Linked DNA regions of Homo sapiens: region 1 is linked to region 2. Evidence: chromatin contacts called from ENCODE Hi-C or POLR2A ChIA-PET data. All regions are on one chromosome and are shown on one strand. Each heading gives the region's core, a stretch centred on a gene start or an enhancer-like site at or near the end of the contact. The rest is flanking DNA. Distances are from core to core; before and after follow the strand shown.

The links. A loop is a pair of places that touch in the nucleus more often than their neighbours do. ChIA-PET counts read pairs that join two places held with the same protein, here RNA polymerase II (POLR2A). Pooled maps may share reads with other maps.
Region 1: a map of PC-3 shows a loop between it and region 2 (2.5-fold over the local background). The contact joins two enhancer-like sites. A Hi-C loop is called at or near these places in 4 of 168 maps with a recorded cell type or tissue (CD14-positive monocyte, PC-3 and transverse colon) and 2 of 50 pooled maps. POLR2A ChIA-PET finds 5 or more read pairs at or near these places in 3 of 52 experiments (AG04449, AG04450 and IMR-90).

Annotation. Positions count from the first base shown.
Region 1 is chr2:69,182,836-69,185,779 of GRCh38, reverse strand. The region is part of intron 16 of ANTXR1 (ANTXR cell adhesion molecule 1); the gene reads right to left. It also overlaps the pseudogene RNU6-1216P. Among named protein-coding and RNA genes, the nearest start is that of MIR3126, 81 kb to the right of the region's middle. Within about 2 kb of position 1,324, at least 2 of the 41 ENCODE cell types and tissues checked have a DNase peak (open chromatin) inside an H3K27ac peak, as active enhancers do.
Region 2 is chr2:69,137,725-69,140,487 of GRCh38, reverse strand. All of the region lies in intron 12 of ANTXR1 (ANTXR cell adhesion molecule 1), which reads right to left. Among named protein-coding and RNA genes, the nearest start is that of MIR3126, 35 kb to the right of the region's middle. Within about 2 kb of position 1,252, at least 11 of the 41 ENCODE cell types and tissues checked have a DNase peak (open chromatin) inside an H3K27ac peak, as active enhancers do.

The DNA of each region.
Region 1 (2,944 bases), core at 75-2,574, 45 kb before region 2:
AACCACTTAACATTAATTCAGCAGTTGTGTTTGTGGTAAAAATGGACCCAGTGTGAACATTAATGTGGCTCTCCTTGCTGAGATGCCTGAAAAATCACCGCAGTGCAATCATGGCCTCTTTGCCTATTTTAACAATCCAGGCACCACAGTTCCTGCCCTCCAAGGACTTCCTATGGAATGCTGGCTGGGACCTTTGGTGACAACTCTTCTTCTTTTTTTTTTTTTTTTCTTTTTTTATTTGAGATAGAGTCTTGCCCTGTTGCCCAGGCTGGAGTGCAATGGCACAGTCTCAGCTCACTGCAACCTCTGCCTCCTGGGTTCAAATGATTCTCCTGCCTCAGCCTCCTGAGTAGCTGGGATTACAGGCACCCACAACCACGCCCAGCTAATTTTTGTATTTTTAGTAGAGACAGGGTTTCACCATGTTGGCCGGGGCTGGTCTCAAACTCCTGACCTTGTGATCCACCCTCCTCGGCCTCCCAAAATGCTGGGATTACAGGCATGAGCCACTGCGCCCAGCTGGTGACAACTTCTTAACTCAGCTTGTTAAAACCCAGATGGCTGGGCCCCACTTCCAGCGTTTTTGATTTAGTAGATCTTAGGTGGGGCCGAAGAATGTCCATTTCTAACAAGTTCTTGGGTGATGCTGATGCTGCTGTTCCAGGGACCACCTTTGAGAGCCAGTGCTTTACTACAGAGACTAAAAAGAAGCTCAAGAGTCAGGACTGATGAAGTGATAATTGGGGCAACAGAGGCCTATCACTCAGGGAGTCTGGAAGTGAAATTAGAGAAGGGAGGCATTGTGAACAAAAGGAGTTTCACTTGATAGGAAAAGATGGGCGAATGCTGAGAGCCAGTGTGCTTTTGGAGGACTTTTGTGAGATTCTGGGTCACTGGGCCTGGGAATCTGTATTTTTTAAATCACTCTCAGGTGATTCTGACACTCAGCCGGGTTTGAAAGCCTCTGTATATTCAACATCCTACAGTGCCTGGCACACAGTAGCTGCACAATGAATACTCACTGAATTGATACTAATTCCAAGTGGGTGTTGGGAATGTTTTTAGATTTCTAAACGTATTGGCCCATATACTTATTTATCTCATCAAATTCAGTCCTAAACCGCCAGTCAATAGAGGACTATGCTCTCAAGTAGAAACCGGAGTTTTCAAACAGAATTAATGTTCTCTCAGTGTCCAAGATTACAGAAACAAAAACCTGGCTGTAACCAAAGATGTGGCGTTAGTCACAAGGTACAGATTCCTGAGAACGGCATAACAGAAAATCCCCTTTCTTCTTCATGGCTGAGAATCTGCTTGGCTCCTTCCTGTCTGCACATGCATGCACGCCACTGCATGTTCTTCATTAGAAAATAATTAGAAGCAAACAGCTGTTATTCAAGCAAGCTGCATTTTGCCCACATCTTTCCAGAGTTCAATCCATTACCCCAGAGGGCAGGCTTATCCTAAAAAAAGAATCTCACTGCTTCAAACATGGCAAACCAAAATAGAAATGCGTGGCAATTCAGGTGAGCTTGAGCTAGCTCAGCTGAGGAAAGGTAACCACCAATAACGTTTCGCTACACTGCCTGAAATGGTACTTCTTTTGATTTGTTGGAGAAGCCCTGATCCAAAATTAGCAAATTAACTCAGCGAATGATGAAAATAATCTTTGTTGCTATTGGAAGGGGGGTAAGGCTGTGTGTGTGTGTGTGTGTGAGTGTGTGTATGTGTATGGATGGTGATGGGAGCTGGCTCTATTGAGTCTTTGACTTGAGGCTTTGGAGTTGGTTCGGTTCTGTTTGCAGCTTGAAACTGGAGTCTGTAGCCCTGAGTTGGGGGCCTTGTTTTCCAGACCTCAGCAGAACAAGGACTTTGCCTATCTCAGTATGAAATCAGAGAGTGGGGACAGATTATGTCTAGAGTCTTTTCAGCTATAATTTTCCAGTGCTCTCTGACAAGTGGCATAGTGCAGATGTTTATGGGCATGGCTAAAGATTGAAGGTGTTAACTGAATCATGTGAATTCAAAGCCATTTGGACCAAGAAGAATAGAAAAGAGGCCTTCAGGCTGGGCATGGTGGCCCATGCCTGTAATCTTAGCACTTTGGGAGGCCGAGGTGGGCAGACTGCTTTATCAGGAGTGCAAGACAGGCCTGGGCAACATAGTGAAATCCGTCCCTCAAAAAAAAAAAAAAAAAAAAAAAAACAAAAATTAGCTGGGTGTGGTGGTGCGTGCCCGTAGTCCCAGCTACTTGGGGGTTGAGGTGGGAGGATGGCTTGAGCCTGGGAGGTCGAGGTTGCAGTGAGCAGAGATCACACAACTGCACTCCAGCCTGGGTGACAGAGTGAGAACCTGTCTCAAAAAATAAATAAATAGAAAATAAAAAAGAGGCCTTTAGGAAACATTAACTGCCTCCAACGGTTTACACTTCCCAATAAACCAAAGAGGATTTTAAGATCTGGAGGTGTGGGGGAAAGACAGATGGTGGAGAAAAAAGATTTGCTTACAACCAGAAAGAGTGAGTCCTAGATCCATGACCAGTGAGATTTGCTGGTGGGCCCTGATACACTGGCAGGAGGCGCAAATAAAAGGGAATGGGCTTATATTATGGCAAAAGGAGTAGAGATTAGCATTAAGGAGAAGGCTGCCATTTTTCTTAGATAGTAGATTGTCTGCTAAGTGAAGTTATGAGATGCTATGGAAATTTATAGTCACTCTCTGGGGTTACTACCCAAGTTACTTGACTCACAGTCCATGCTTTTTCCAGTACCTTGCCATGGTGATTTTTTTTTTTTTTTTAATATGGAACACTTCACGAATTTGCATGTCATCCTTGCCCAGGGGTCATGCTAATCTTCTCTATATTGTTCCAGTTTTACTATATGTGCTGCAGAAGTGAGCACCACGGTGATTTTTAAAAAGCCTAGTTTTCAACCCAGATTAT
Region 2 (2,763 bases), core at 3-2,502:
TCCCCTAATCCCCTACTGAGGATGTTCAAATATTGTGGCTTTAAAGTTATGACCATTTCAAAGCAAGAGTGCAGAATATATTTGGAATAGTGACAGCGTTGTTGGAGAAAGCATATGGTTTTCCAAAGCAAATCCGTTGAAGGAGCAGAAATCATATGGATGTATAAATCCTAGTTTGCTATAAATCTTATTACTTTATGCCTTATATGAATAATACCAGAAGGACTGAGATAAGCCATCATTAATATGCAGTTAAGGGGAAGATTGATGACATACTCCCACAAACTCAAGCTTTGAGGCTCTTATCACAGAAGGTGATAAGTACTCTTGTGGTACTCTTGTCACCCTGACCCAGTCATGACATTTCATGTTACTTACGATGGTGAAGGTGATTAAAGTAAATTTTGGATTCATTCAGCACTTCCCTTTCTCTCCATAAAATGCATGGAGCTTGTTAATCAAAACCAGTTTTCAGAGAATAATCCAGACAAGATGTAGCTTGTTAGTACTTGGAGTACTTTAGTTCTTGGAAGTGGGGTGTTGAAATAGGATTACAGAGAAGGTACTTAGTAGTGCTCAAATATTATGACACTGGAAGAGAAAGGCTGGTGTCTCATTTTCATTTTTTGTTTTACTAAATATAGTGATTCGTTTACTTACCGTTAATGTAGCCATTTATTTAATGTATATGCTCAATTGGTCTGATTGATCATCCCTCATGTATTAGTTGGCATCACCGTTACCTATTATTGGTAAGTAAACACCACCTACAATATACCATGGGCTGTTGCTTTAGATTACGAACTTGGAAAGGTGAATTTGGGTGGTGCCTCAAAAAGATAGATGCTCTACCCGAGCATCTATCATCTATGATCAACCATGAATCTATCATCCATGATCAACCAGAGGTAACCATGATGATCAATTCCTTAAAGCAATGTCATTAAACTGTGTAATAGGGTGTCAATAAACCAAGAACTTATTTCCCATTGAGTTTCTAATGCATGCTCAACAGTAGGAGGCATAGAAAGATAGACATCAACTTCTAACCCTGAAAGAGGTTGTCAGAGTCCAATTACAAAGTCAGGACTGATTCTCAGGGCTTGCCTGGAGAGCCGTACTGGTGAAATGCAGTTAAACTCTCAAAGGTGCTGCAATGTGCAGTGCCTGAGCTCAGAGCAGAGGGAGTTAGGAGGCTTGCAGAGGCCACTGAGTCATCCTGGGGCAGGTCCAGAAAGCACTGGGCTAGGCCTTAAGGCCACAGTGAAATTGGATAGGTGAAAGAAGAGAGGGCATTCCAGAAGGAAAATGAAATGTGATCAAAGGCACAGAGTAGAAATGGACATAATTTTATTTAGAGTGAGGATGTATGAAATACAAAATTGCCATTCAACATTTTTATCTGTTAGGGATCAGTACATTCACAAATTTTAAGGCCAGTAGGTAGGAGCTAACTGGGGCTGCCAGGTCAAGCTCCATCATAAGGAGCATTTTGTAGATATTTACTTTGGCTGAGTTTGCACCTTTTATATACAATCTCAAGAATCTTGAGCTTTATAGATACCTATAAAGTATTCTAAGTCCATAAATTTGGGCAATGCAGGTAAAATAAAATTGCTCTTTCATATTTCCTCAGCCTGCAAATGAAACAGTTTTCCTGATGCTGGGTTGTGTTGAAAAGAAACTCAGTAATATTTCAGTTGTCACTTATTCAAGTGCTTTTTATTTTTTTAAAAAATGAAACAAAACATGAAGCCCACTGCTTTGGGCACTGACTAAACTAACGTCTGTTCCAGTAGCCACAGTAATGGCAAAGGAATGTTAGTTATGTATCGTTTGTGGCTGACTCTTCTTTCGAGGAGAAATAAATTAACTCCCTGCCTTTCGCATTTCCTTGGTGCCTTAATGTATAGGTGAGAAGATGGCTGCTTTGCAAAAGGGAAGGTGTTTATATACCCTCATGGGACCTTGTCATTCTGTAGGGAACAGAGGGAGGAGTTTGACTGCCTTCTGGGAATGCAAACAATATAAATCCTGTCAGTCCCAAATACTATCCTGATTAGAAAATACACGTAATGACTCTGGGGTGACTTGTAATTTAGTGCAGTATGACTGTAAGCTGCCAACTAGGACAATATGATCCTGGTGGGTCATCTCCCATTCTCAGATAACTTAGCTCACTGATTTTGCCAATGTTGGACTATTTAAAGAGTTGACAATTATTTTAGCATTGGTAGAAAGGAGATCCTCTCAGATTTTCTCTGCTTTTTGGTCCTTTTCCCCAAACTATTAAATCTCTCCTCTTCCTCCTCCTCCCATTTCTCTTTCCCACTGACAACTCCTTCCCCCCTCTACCAATTTTTTTTTCTTTTTTCTTTCTTTTTTTTTTTTTCTTTTTTTTTTGAGATGGAGTCTTGCTGTTGTCGCCTCGGCTGGAGTGCAATGGTGCAATCTTGGCTCATTGCAATCTCCGCCTCCCGGGTTCTAGCAATTCTCCTGCCTCAGCCTCTTGAGTAGCTGAGATTACAGGTGTCCGCTACCACACCTGGCTAATTTTTGTATTTTTAGTAGATTTGGGGTTTCACCATGTTTGCCAGGCTGATCTCGAACTCCTGACCCCAGGTGATCCACATGCCTTGGCCTCCCAAAGTGCTGGGATTATAGGCGGAGCCACCGCGCCCACTGTTTTTTTTTTTTTTTTTTTGAGACAGGGTCTTGCTCTCTTGCACAGCATAGGGTGGTGCAATCATGACCTACTGCAGA